Linked DNA regions of Homo sapiens: all the other regions are linked to region 2. The links are chromatin contacts, found by Hi-C or POLR2A ChIA-PET in ENCODE. All regions are on one chromosome and are shown on one strand. The core of a region is the stretch at or near the end of the contact, and the rest is flanking DNA. Distances in the headings are between cores, read along the strand shown.

Region 1 (4,077 bases), core at 1,377-3,876, 4.1 Mb before region 2:
AAGAACGGAAAGCAAAGCAATTAAAAGAAGCAGAATTATCTCACCTAAATCTTCAAATTATGACTATTTTATTAACAACTGTTGGCCAAAATTTGAGAAATGAGGGGATGGCCAAGAAAAGCAAGTATATAAAGAAGTAGTCAAAAGACCACAAGTCCCTGTTATAACTACTATAAAATTCAATTTTGCCCTGCAAAAACAAGTTTTGCCCTAGAATTACAAACTAGGCAGGGCACAGTGGCTCATATCTGTAATCTCAGCACTTTGGGAGACTGAGGTGGGAGGATCACCTGAGCCCAAGTTCAAGACTAGCCTGGGCAACATTGTAAAACTGTCTCTACAAAAAAATTTAAAAAACAAAACAAAAAACTAGCTGGACATGGTGACGTAGTCCCAGCTGCTTGGGAGGCTAAGGTGGGAGGATCACCTGAGCTTGGGACGTCGAGGCTGCTATGAGCTGAGATTACACCACTGCACTCCAGCCTGGGTGACACAGTGAGACCCTCCCTATCTCCAAATAAGGAAACAGAATTACAAAGTAAACTATCAATGCCAACAGGATTAGAATGAAAACTATGATTTAAGCCAAGGACTGGGTATAAAACTCCCACAGCACCAAAAATAACTGTAAAGGCTAAACAGCATCAAGTTCTAAAAGAACCATTTGCTTTTCCTTTTAATAGCACCTTCATCAATAAAAGCTTGAGAAAAGCCTTGTCATGGTAGTCCTGTTGAGGCTTTTGATAGCCCTTAAAGATACTCTACTGTTACTTCCTGACTTTGTTTTCAACTCAGGGGATATAGGGATAGCAAGGGTATTGTGGGGATTTTCTACTATCTGGTCCCTTCTCACGGCAGACATCACTAATTGATTTCTACTGGTACAGGGTTGTTTAAAAATCCTTTTCTGTATTTAATTTTAGGGAGATAAACCAAAAATGCTGGCAGACACCATGAAATCATCCCACACAGACATTGTAGTCAGGCAACCTTGAGTTCAAATCCTGGTTTCTCTTAATTCTGAGCAAAGTGGATAAATGACTTTACTTCTAAGCCTTGGAGAAAATTATATCCTATCTCACAGGGTTGCAGGGAACATCTATAAAAGTGTCTAGCAGAAAGTAAATACTAAATGTTATTTCCTTTTAATATGGAATATCATACTGACATTTTTCTGTCTTGGTTTTCCCGTCTGTTAAATGGGCATAACAGATGACCTACCTTAGAAATGGTTCTGAGGAGTAAACCAGTTAATACATGTAAAGTGCTTAGTGCCTGACCCAAAATTAACACTCAATAGTAACTTTTATTATTAATACATCATCCTGGTACCTTGGGAAAAGCTAAAAAAGAAAATATTTTTTAGCAATCCTAAAGATTAAAAAAAATACAAAAATTCTGAGTAGCCACAAATGCTGAAGATGTGTATAGAACATATAAATGTCTCTGGCACACATGTCAGTTCATAAATCACTCTGTCATTCGTTTGATCCTCAGAACAATCTTGTAAGGTAGGCCTGGGAGATTCCATTTCCATGTTACTCATGGGGAAAGTGAGGCACAAAAGAGTTCAGTATCAAAGCCACTTTGTTAAATGCTCCTATTTCAAATTACAATCCAGGCTTTCTGGCTCCTAGACCATTTCTAGTGTCTTGCATGGTCCTTCTACCTATTTTTCACTTTCCAGAAAACTAGAGATCATTCCTTCACTATAGTAATTATCTACAGATAGACATAGAATGTGTCTAACAAACACAATAATCTACCAGAGGATTTCTGGAATCTTTTTAACCATGCAATGGCAGTAGACAACTGCCATCAATTTGTATTTATAACGCCAAATGAGAAGCTAGGTTTACTTGGCAAGTATAGATAATGATCTAGTGGCTCTAGAGTTATAAAGTAATCAGGTACGATTGTCACTCTTAAGAGTGACAGGTGCTTCAACATGATTTAAAATACTTCAGAGGTTTGTCTTTATCGTCTCTTGTTTACTGACAGCCCACAAGGCAGGGTGAGAGACCTCAGGGGAGAACAGGAACTTTACAAAGGAAAACAGAAGAATCAGCAAGAAAACCACAACATGCTCCCTGCCTCAGAAAACTCCAAAAACCACCTACTGAGAAGTCAGACTTGGTTTCAATTATCTTCCGAGCCAGGAAGATACAGGTGAGGCTTGTGAACTGAGACCAGGGAACAAGAGTTAAGCTAGGATGACTCTACGGGTGAACGTCCAGGAAGCCATGGATCTACCGCAGTCGTCAGAGCCCAGCGGATCCCTGGCAGAGTTAAATGCTCGTTCTGAACCAAATGTCCGCTTCCGAACCAATCGCTGGTGCTCACTCGCAGCCCCAGTCCCAAGCGTACTCCAGCGCCCAAGGGTCGCCCTGACTGAAAGAAGAGAATCAGGCCTGTAGTCATAGGGTGTAGGGATGCCTCCTAGAAGAGGGGAAAAGATCAAGATGCGGAGAGGCTGGATCCAGCCAGATACGCGACCCAAGGGGCTTGGGACACCCTCACCTCTTCCGCACAGAGCCCTCCCTCTCAGGACAGCGCCAGCCTCCGCCGCCGCTGGACCAGCCCTTCTATTCAGGCTGTGCAGCTTAGAGAAGGGGGCGGAAGGGAATAATCGTAGGGCGGAGAGAAAACACGAATAACGAGACCGCAGGGCATGCTGGAAGTCGTAGTTTCTTCTGCCTCTGCTGTCAGGCGCTGTCCCGACGAACCACAAGGCTTCTTGACTACAGCCCCCAGAAACCCCAAGCACCGTGCTAGGTCATTTCCTCTCCTTTCCGCGAGACCTTCCGCGGTTATCCAGCGAGTCACGTAGCAAGACTACAATTCCCATGAGGCTCAGCAAGGGCGATTTAGGGTCCAGGGAAGCAATGAGACGTGTTCTTTGTTTTCCTATGGGTGAGGAATGGTTGTATGAGCAGTTGGGTTTCGGGACGCTTTTTGGGGAGAACCCGATGGAGTCTGAAGGATCTCTAAATCAGGCGGAACCCACGGTGCGGCGAGTTGGGACGGAAGTAACCGGTGGGAGTGGGGAGGAGCCGGAAGTTAAGGAGGGGAGGGGGTGGAGGGAAAAGCAAGCCAGGAGGTGCTTGCGGCCGCTTCTAGTAGTTTCCAGGCGCTGCCGGGCGGCTGGCACTAAGCGGTCCTGAGGCTGTGGCTACGGCTGCTCCGGAGCTGGTGGCGCCGCGATAGGAGAGCCGATGGCCAAGTGGGGTGAGGGAGACCCACGCTGGATCGTGGAGGAGCGGGCGGACGCCACCAACGTCAACAACTGGCACTGGTGAGGGCCAGAAAAGCAGGCCGGCCTTGGGAGACCTGCGGCCGGGCCAGGGTTTCAGGGTTCCTAGAACCTCGGCCCGGACAGAGCTGGGGCTGAGGTAGCCCTGTCCGGAGATGGGGGTGGGTCCTTCCTGTGGCAGGGGTCCGTAGCCCCAGGCCTCTCCACTCCGCGGTCACCTTCTCAGTGTTTGAGGGGAGGGAGATGGACGTGGAGGGCTGCGCCCCAGAGGAGGGTTGTCAGAGAGACTAGGAGATAACGCCCTGGCTGCTGCATCCAGCCCGAGCAGGGAGGTGCTTATTACACGTGGCCAGAGGAGTCACTGAGACTGGAACCTCCTTTGATTGTGTTGGGAGATAGCTGTGAAAGGCCTAAGGCCAGGGGTCTGTAATTCCTATTTTGCGGCCTGCGGTAAAATTAAAAGTCATTCATAGGGGACCGCTGCAGCGGTCCCGCGGGAGATTGAGAACGTGTTGTGCAGGTGCTCAGAGCTCAGATAGCTGCGGCCTCTCACCCGGAACTATCAGGTCGGGTGTGTTGGAACTCCAGGTTGCCGAGCAGCCGTGGTTTTATAACCTGACCGTTCTTAAAATAACTGCCCTCCTTCATGAAATCTTCCCAAAGTAATATTAGTTTCCTTATTTTTGAATTCCACTGAACTTTTTTCGTAATGTTTGTATTGTACCGTTACTTTGTTGCAGCCTTTTTTGCTGTTGTTTTCTCTAATAGTTGATAAGTAGGAAGGCAGATAGTGATGTTTCTTTTCCATATCTCACTTTGTATTC
Region 2 (4,382 bases), core at 575-3,074:
TACAACCCAAGGATTTAATATATCAGTGTTAAGTCTTTTATTACAACATCCTGAAAGCCCCAACTGTTGATCTTCAAATATCTTTTCCACTGGCATGGAGCTCTAAGTATATAAAATGCAGTCAAAGACAGACAGCACAATTCCTATGCTTTAATTTTCTTTAAACTCTGCCAATTAAATTCAGAGGGATACACACCGTGCTCTTTCATTACTGTAGTTCTCTTTAGTGTGAAGAATCCCTCATGGAGATTGTTAATCTATGTATACCTGAGCTGTTCCAGACCTAAAACCCAATGTTTAACAAACCCATAAGAGGAATTCTGATGCAGGAGGTCCATGGTCCAGCAGGTACTCTACTCATTAAGCTCAACAGCTTCATTTCATGCTTTTTGATCAAATATTAAATAACTGCTAAAAGTGCTTCGAGAGTTAAGTATAGTCTAAAGATCTGGTCATTAACTCAAACCATCACTACTACTGGAGGGAGGGGAGTGGACCTGAAAGAATGATGTTGGCAGTAAAGTAATTAGCATAGGGTTGGTGCTTTTGAAATGGTATCTCAAACCACATCATGGATAGAATTTAGGTTTAAGCCTCTTATTTTAGAAGCAGAATGACGTTATGGCATTGATTTACAACTAGGACAGGTAATTTGGGGATTCAGATAACCATCTGGGAAATTTTCTGTTAAAAAAAAGCTGACATTTATTAAAAAAAGAAAAAGCTGACATTTATACTCCGTGTTGTCCCCCCAAAACGTCAAGCCACAGAACACCTGTCCTGTTAACTGAAACTGATTAAAATTCCAAAGTTTTACTGTACTAATTTTTATTTATCAACACTTAGAAACACGAAGTTTTCATGAACACTCTCAAAATGGAAATTTTCAAATGTAGGCAGATTAAAACATTAAAAAAGGGGGAAAAAAGCAGAACCAGAATAAACATTAGCTAACTGGAAAATCAATTCAAAAGCACACAAATTTCTGTATCTATATAAAACGCATCTTATAAGAACCAAGATTTTCCCAAACATCATAAAATGACTGTCAACAAACATGGGGCAACTCAGAAACACTGTGACAGGTCACCGCTTTCTCAGGAAGGTTTCAAAAAAGTAAAAAGTGGCTACGATGAGATCAAAAGTCTTCGTTTTTAAACAGACAGACCAGGGACCATCTCAGGTGTTAAGCAAACTACTGTCAACATCCTGGTCTGGATGGATCCTCCTCTGCCCCAAAGTGACAGCTCCAGGTTTGTCAATTATTTAACTTACAATTCCCAAGCCCAGAGTTCTAGACCAGACCCTTCCTCTACCCCAGGGTCGAGGAAGCTCCACTCGGGCTCCTGTATCAGGATTCATTCCTTTGGAGTCAATTCCGCGTTCGTGAGAAGAGTCGCGCAAAGTTTGTTACGTGGGAGAGAGGTGTGGGCAGGGTGACCGCCCCTTCTTTTTCCACCCCACTCCACCTTCCTAAATAGCCCCTTTGGCGCAGGCCAAGCAAAGCCAAAGAGCGAGTGACAGCCCAGTGCGAGATGTGCCCAGGGAGAACGGGGTCCCGAGCCTGGAGTCCCCACGGCCCCGCCGGCTGTAGAGGCTGGGGGGCGGAGGCTCTGGGCCTTCAGCCCGAGGGGGCGGATACTGACCCGAGGACGCCGAGGCCAAGCTCAGCAGCACCGCACACAGCAGCAGCGTCAGCCCTATCCGGACCCGCATCCTCCTCTCGGGGCCGGTGCCAACCCCTAGAGCTGTCGCCTTCGCCTCTGCCACCACGGACTCAGCCACCACCGCCGCCTCGCCGCTGCTCTTCCTGCTCTAGTCTCCTTCCTCCGCCCCTTCCCAGGCTTCCCTGACCCAGCGCGCAGCCAATCCCCGCCCGCCGTCGCGGGCTTCTGGTCCAATCACCATGGTCTCCCCGCCCACCCCCATTGCTCCGCCCCGGGGGTCATTCATTGGCCAATCATTGTACGAAGCTCCCACACCAGCTTTCTCGGTTGGACCACGACTCACGGACATGGCCCCAGCTAATTGGTAGCCCCTGGGTTCAACCGGAATCAGCGCGTGAGTCCAAGACTGGGAGAAAGAGGCTCATCCGAGACTACAATTCCCAGAATGCGCTTCATGTGATTAACTCGGGGGGTGCTCTTGGGAAACGTAGTCCATCGTAGGGCAAGATTTACAAGTGCGGGTGACTGTTGAAGTTAGAATTTAACTAACACCTGGGCTAAATATTAACTCAAGGCTATGGATTCACAAGCCTTTTTAAATTGACCCAAAATAAATATTAAGGAATAATTTTAAGAACTTGTAATGTGTTTAGCATCTTTTCCTGTTTTATTTAAAAAATTTAAATTGGGCATAGTGATAAGAGCACTGAGAAAAATGCCACAGCTAGTTGAATTTGAGGTGTTTTTTAAAACTTAGATAAAACAGTACCGTGAAGTACGGAAACCAGGGTGCAACTCAGTACCTGTCCTCCTTTCTCCGACAAAACAAAAGGAAATAAATCCGCTCGGCACAGATTATCTCAATACAGTATTTATTTTCACTAGGTTCACCAGACAATAATCATAAAGAAAATGTGCCAACAGCTTTGAAAAATTATTTTAAACACTTGTCCTCATCCTTCTCCTCTTGTGAGTTGCATTGTTCTCTTCTTTCCTAACTAAAGTCAGGAGACCAGGTTCACGTGTGTGGAGGTAGAGGTGATAGTGATTGCATCGCAGGCACGGAAATACTCTATGTAATAAGCACGAAATCCAGGCATGTTCCAACTGAGTAGCAGAGCAGTGACTTGGTGTGCCTGCCCTTTCTTTTCTCAAACCGTGTCATTCTGCTTTCCCTGTCATCCACCCACAGTCAGCTCTAAGGCCTAGAACCTAGTCCAGCCAAGTGAAGGACTTTGGAAAAGTCTCTGCTGGCCATGTGTCTTAACACTTCTGGGCATTTGTCTTCCTTCCTTTTTTTTTTTGTTTTTTGTTTTTTGTTTTTTGAGATACAGCCTTTTATTTTCAGGAAGATGGTAAAAAACCAACCACTGTTTCTCATTCACATCGGAGGAGATGAAGGAAAGAATTATCTCCTCCAAAAACTTGTCTTTTCAGCTACATCACCATTTCTGTCACTAACAATGTTCCCTCTGAGTTCCTCTGATTATAAATCATAGAGTAAAATCTGGTATATTTTCCTTTCTTTTTCATCTTATTGATAATCAAGTTCTATCAGTTTAAACTATGTAACTTTTAAATTGTTTTATTTTATTATGTACCTCTGTTCTCTTCCTCACTGAAAACTCCCCTAATGGCTTTCATTTTCTCTCACCTGGATGATGCACCTGAGTTCCAGCCATACTCACTGACATCATTCTCCCTTTAACCTGAATCACATATCATGGCCATATTAATTTTCCTTAAACACTGCTTTCATATGCCTATTGAAAATTTTCAATGGCTACACTTTTCACAGAATAAAAAAAATTAGAACTTATTCTACTCACAAAATAGGAACTGTGCTGACAGTTCTACTCTGTTGGGGAAGTACCAGGGAAGAAACTTCTGCCTTCTACAGAAGAGCCAGTGATTATCTGTTTGATTAAAACTGGGGAAAGTTTGCTGCTTAGTTAAGCCCCAACTTCTTTTTTCAGTTTTGTCTTTACTGAGTACGTCTTATATTTAAGGGTTGTTCTGGGTGCTGCTGCATGGACCAAATAGCCACTTCCGTTTTACTTTCCAGATTTCACATTAACACAATCATGTCTTCCTAAGGGTTCCTCTACCCTTTCTCCAACTGCCCTTGCTTCTTTCACTTAGCCATAACTCTGGCATCCTTCCCAATTTCATTCACATTTCGTCTTGGATCACACTTCTCCAACCAGATCTGTCCTCATTAATCTTCATTTCTCTAAGAATCTATTGAACACTCACAATCTTGCCTTATAAACAGATTGTAAACATGCTGAGGCTGGAGATGATCATGTGATTCTGTGTATAGGTATATAGTGCTGGACTTGCCACCACTAGCACTAGTTAATTATTTATTGGTTGATAGATATGTCTTGCCTGTCTGTTGTGAGATTCAAAATGGAGACACAGGATAAAAGCACTTTCTACATTGTAGGATGTTTTACATATAGTATTGTTTCTTATTGATTGCTTGGTTGAGGCGAAGGAGGGAAATTAGTTTTATACCCTTAATGCGAAAAGGGCTTAGAGCTGCTAGAGCTTTTGCCTTTAGCCAGCAATGAGTAGCTGACGTGCTCTGAGAATTCTCATAGGACCTGACTTCCTGGGGAAGTTCCAAGTCTCCAAAGTGGTTCAGAATATGCTGTGGGAAAGTCAGATTTATTTTATCAGCCTGCTATATTACATGAGATTAATTAGAAA
Region 3 (4,467 bases), core at 1,968-4,467, 4.2 Mb before region 2:
TCTCCTTTTGCCTACCAACTGGGTAATGATCAGGAAAAAGGGGTGGAGGGTTATATAAACCTATTTTGAAAATGTGAGATTCTCCCCTGACCATTTCTGGCCATGATTCATCTTTCTTCCCCCTTACAGAAAGCCCAGATCAGCTGGGAGGAGGAGGCTATCTATGTAATTCAGACTTAATTCTAGTTCAGTCACTAGATTGTCTTGTTGGAATGGCCTGGTGCCAGAACATAAAGTTAATGATCATTTGGTTGGGTATAGTGCTTTTAAAGTCCCCCTACAGTGGCCCACATGTGTCAAGGTAGAAGACATAATGGGCCTCTGTCAATTTTCTAACAATTGGATATTAGAAGGCCTGCGTATTGGTAGGGGATAAATGGAGAAAAGGTGAAGTTATAGTTACTAGGGTAGGACACACTCATTATGTAGCAATGGAAGGAAAGAAACAATCCTGGCATCTGGGGAAGGAACACCACAGGACCCTGGAGATGTAAAGAGAAGGGAAACAATGTTCTCTTTGTCCCTATCCAGCACCAAAGCCTGGCAAACATTCACATGGTCCATCTAGGTCAAGCAGCAACTGTGGCTGGCAATCTGACCTGTGGCTGAGTTTGTCATCTCACTATGAAAACATAAAAACTTTATCTAGCAGGTCAGTATAAAAAAGAAAATAAAAAAAGAAAACAAAAACTCACATGGACACGGCCAGTCTTGAACTATTCCCACGTGCCTGATGACATCAACACCAACTCCCAAACGCAGACCTCCCTCATAGGTGTGCAAACACACAGATCAGCACCACCTTCTATCAATGCGGCTGATACAAATCACATGCTTCTCCTGAGATCCTAAGGGCCTTACTTAGGTTATGCCTTGTCTAGTGATTGAGGCTGCAACTGTTCAGTGACACTGCCCATGTGGTTTAAACCACTGTAATGGTAATCAAATTTGATGGTGATCCAAATAAAAATCTAACAAAAATCCTGGAGTGGCCTGCACTCCTCCAAGTAATATGTTAGTGTAAGGAAGAATGGGTCACAAAATATCTTTCCATTAATCATGGTAGTTAATTTTTTTTTTTTTTTTTTGAGACAGAGTCTGGCTTTGTCGCCTAGGCTGGAATGCAATGGTGCGATCTTAGCTCACTGCAACCTCTGCTTCCCAGGTTCAAGTGATTCTCCCACCTCAGCCTCCCGAGTAGCTGGGATTACAGGCACCCGCCATCATGCCCGGCTAAGTCTTGTATTTTCAGTTGAGACGGAGTTTCACCATGTTGGCCAGGTTGGTCTCGAACTCCTGACCTCAGGTGATCTGCCCGCCTCGGCCTCCCAAACTGCCGGGATTACAGGTGTGAGCCACTGCGCCCAGCCTGGTAATTACTTTCTTAAAAAAATTTTTACAAGGGTAGTGGGCTATTGTAATTACTGGTAATGACACCAAAGATCAGAGATCAATCTGAACCCCTGTGCACAGGTCACAGTGGTTAATAGACTGGTCTTAGACTGCAGCCCAGATGTCTGAAATAAGATTCCTCGGTGCCCCCAGGACTTATTCACAAGTGGCTGAATCCAGGACCCTGGAGGGCATGGTTGAGGTAAATACTGTAAGCTGGCCTTATTCTGCTGCTTAGAGTCCCATTGACAACAACCTTAATTAAATGCTGTAAGGGACAAACTGAAAAGATGTGAGTAGCCAGGGGAGTTGTATATTCATGTGAAAATCTGCTAGAAGCCAAGACCATAGAATCGAGGAGTGAGAGAGGCTGTCAGATTGCTCGTGCCTCTACACATCATTCTGGGTATACCAAGAATGCAAGGCCCTGACTGCATCTCACCTGGGCCATTTCTCATGGTTGTGTTTGCAGCAAGCAACTTTGAGAGAAGAGGCAGTGTCTCCCTCCAGGACAAAGAGGAGGTCTGCGTACTGCCTTCTATAAAACAGCAGATTTTCCAAGCTTGTCGTTCCTTCACTTGGATGCAACCCACTGCCTGTGCAGTCATCCATTTAAACCCATAGCGTCACCCTGTGGGACTTGGATGGCAAGGGAAACTGCTTCTAACATGCATCCTATTTCCTGTAATAAAGTCCTTTGTCTCTAACCCAGGAGTCTCATCTTCTGCCAGCAGTCACGACACAATAACAAGCTAATTTATTAATTTCTAAATAAAGCAACCCTGACAGTCTGTTTTCTTGCCTGCTTTTTGCTTAAAGAATTCCATTTCTGACACCCAGTATCTGGATAGTACAAGCTAAAACCTTTAAGAAAATAAATCTCTTCTCACAAGAAGAGTTCTGCCTCATAAAATCCTTTGGTCACCATACCTGAACACCCAAACTGTCCTTGCCCTATAGGATAAAGGTACACAGTTAGGTATTTTCTCCTCTGTTGATGCCTGAAAATCCTGCAGACATAGGAACTCAGGCCTTAGAAAATTCTGTACCCAAAAATTTGCAATTCTCTTTGGAAAGTTGAAAGCACCTTTAAAAGCCACAATTTGCAAGCCAGGTGATGCACTGTAGCATAACCTGGAAGACATGAGGGCTGCTTCCTCAGATACTAAGAATCCCACTGCCCCACCACCAGAGCAAAACGATCCCCCTCCCAGAGAATGCACCTCGCCAGAGGCCAACCCACCCGATACCTCAAGTTCCCCTCCACCGTGGCCCTCCTCCTATAGATCCCGCCCCCTCCGTACCCTCGGGCCAATCAGAGGGCGGCGTCCCGTCGCGGTTGCCATGGTGCCCGCCGAGTCCCTCCCATCACTCACCAGATGTGCGGCGGCTCGTCCAAGCGGTGGAAGCGGGTGGCGAAGGACAGCAGCGTCACCAAGGCCAGCAGGGCCCACCAGCCGACCGCCTCGAAGCGCCGTGAGCCCCAAGCAGGCCGTTTGGGGCTTCGCGCCACAGCCTCAGCGGCCACGTCCCGGCCTGCGGCCCTAGCAGCCTGGGGGCCACAGCGGCCCCTCCGGGGACGCAGCTCGGACTCTGCCAGGCCTCCGCCCGTGGCCGGCGGCATCTTCCCCCTCCTCTGGGTCGCCCTCCGGCCCGGAGGCACACTTTGTCTGACCAGCCGCCCCGCCAAGGAGTCACAAGAGGGCAGCTCGGGGTACCCCGGGAAATGCAACGCCCTTCACTGCAGCGGAGCGCGGGGCCCCGGGCTCGGGGCGGGGCGGGCAGCGTGGTCGCGGCCCGGGCCGCTAGGAGGCGGCAGGAGGCGCAGAGCATGTCGGGACCGGGAGGGCCGGCCGGCCCGGGGCGGGGGGGACTGGGCAGGAGGGGTCGGGCTCAGGGAACTGCAACTCCCAGCAGCCCCCAGGTACGGGGCGTGGCGGGAGAGCTGGGCGAGCCAGAGGCGACCGGAAGGATCTTTCTAGTCCAGCCCCTCGCTTTACCCGGACGAAAGACACGGGCCTGATTCGTCGAGTCTCACTGAGCCTTAGTCGTCGGCAGGTCCCAGGCGCGAAGTTTCTCGGCCTGGAGGAGGGGGTCGCGCGAAGTGCCAGATGCAGGCGGGGAAGGTCTGTGACGCGCACCCGGGTGGAGGGAAGCTGGTTAGACACCTGGAGACCCTGGGGGGCGGGGTCAGAAGTGAGCTGCACCGCCCGCCCAGGCCGACAACGACTCCCGGCATGCAGTGCTTTGCGCCGGGCACGCTCTGCGCCTGCGTGCTGCGCGCTGCCCGCTGGGGCTCGAAGTTCCGGGAGGGTTGGGCCAGAGGAGGCGGTCCTGGTAGGGAGTGCGTAGCAGGGTGGAGTCGCTGTCCGGTCGCGCTTCACTTCTGCTCCGCCCTCCCTGCTCCCCATAACAGACCCCTCCCTCCACTAAGGCTTCCAAACGTCGCCCCAAGCCTCCCAATTTCTCGCAGCCCTTCATGCTCTTCTCTTGGCCCTAGCAGGAGGTGACCTTCCAGTAATGTTTGTATTTTAAGAGTCCCCGGGCCGGGCGCGGTGGCTCACGCCTGTAATCCCAGCACTTTGGGAGGCCGAGGCGGGCGGATCACAAGGTCAGGAGATAGAGACCATCCTGGCTAACACGATGAAACCCTGTCTCTATTAAAATACAAAAAAATTAGCCAGGCGTGGTAGCGGGCGCCTGTAGTCCCAGCTACTCGGGAGGCTGAGGCAGGAGAATAGCGTGAACCCAGGAGGCGGAGCTTGCAGTGAGCCGAGATCGCGCCACTGCACTCCAGCCTGGGCGAAAGAGCGGGACTCCGGCTCAAAAAAAAAAAAAAAAGGCCCCGAGCGAGGAGAGGCAGTCATGACAATCACCTGGGGAGCTTCACGGCTTTCACATGTTCTTCCCGGGGCCTGCTCCAGAGCCACTCTGTTCATCTCTGGTGGAACGGGCTCGAGAATCTGCATGTTTTTATAAGCGGTCTAGATGGTTCTTAACGTGCCATGAAGTTTGAGAACCACTTTTGTGGCACTAAGGAAGGTGGCACGTTAGATGGGACTTTGCGTCACGTTA

The links. A loop is a pair of places that touch in the nucleus more often than their neighbours do. ChIA-PET counts read pairs that join two places held with the same protein, here RNA polymerase II (POLR2A). Pooled maps may share reads with other maps.
Region 1: a map of CD8-positive, alpha-beta T cell shows a loop between it and region 2 (16-fold over the local background). The contact joins the promoter of VIPAS39 here to the promoter of SEL1L in region 2. A Hi-C loop is called at or near these places in 3 of 168 maps with a recorded cell type or tissue (CD4-positive, alpha-beta memory T cell, CD8-positive, alpha-beta T cell and naive thymus-derived CD4-positive, alpha-beta T cell) and 11 of 50 pooled maps.
Region 3: a map of CD8-positive, alpha-beta T cell shows a loop between it and region 2 (17-fold over the local background). The contact joins the promoter of POMT2 here to the promoter of SEL1L in region 2. A Hi-C loop is called at or near these places in 1 of 168 maps with a recorded cell type or tissue (CD8-positive, alpha-beta T cell) and 10 of 50 pooled maps. POLR2A ChIA-PET finds 5 or more read pairs at or near these places in 1 of 52 experiments (CD4-positive, alpha-beta T cell).

Annotation. Positions count from the first base shown.
Region 1 is chr14:77,454,975-77,459,051 of GRCh38, forward strand. It overlaps VIPAS39 (VPS33B interacting protein, apical-basolateral polarity regulator, spe-39 homolog), which reads right to left and starts at 2,627. Exons shown (of 20, transcript NM_001193315.2): 1 at 2,521-2,627. It overlaps AHSA1 (activator of HSP90 ATPase activity 1), which reads left to right and starts at 3,119. Exons shown (of 9, transcript NM_012111.3): 1 at 3,119-3,295. The coding sequence starts at 3,216. RefSeq lists enhancers at 2,425-2,947, 2,566-3,025, 2,948-3,470, 3,196-3,375.
Region 2 is chr14:81,532,029-81,536,410 of GRCh38, forward strand. SEL1L (SEL1L adaptor subunit of SYVN1 ubiquitin ligase) reads right to left here and starts at 1,825. Exons shown (of 21, transcript NM_005065.6): 1 at 1,647-1,825. The coding sequence starts at 1,716. RefSeq lists an enhancer at 1,613-2,112 and a silencer at 1,829-1,948.
Region 3 is chr14:77,317,666-77,322,132 of GRCh38, forward strand. POMT2 (protein O-mannosyltransferase 2) reads right to left here and starts at 3,218. Exons shown (of 21, transcript NM_013382.7): 1 at 2,769-3,218. The coding sequence starts at 3,016. It overlaps GSTZ1 (glutathione S-transferase zeta 1), which reads left to right and starts at 3,371. Exons shown (of 9, transcript NM_145870.3): 1 at 3,371-3,518. The coding sequence starts at 3,504. RefSeq lists silencers at 2,705-2,754, 2,985-3,364 and enhancers at 3,445-3,714, 3,592-4,453, 3,985-4,034.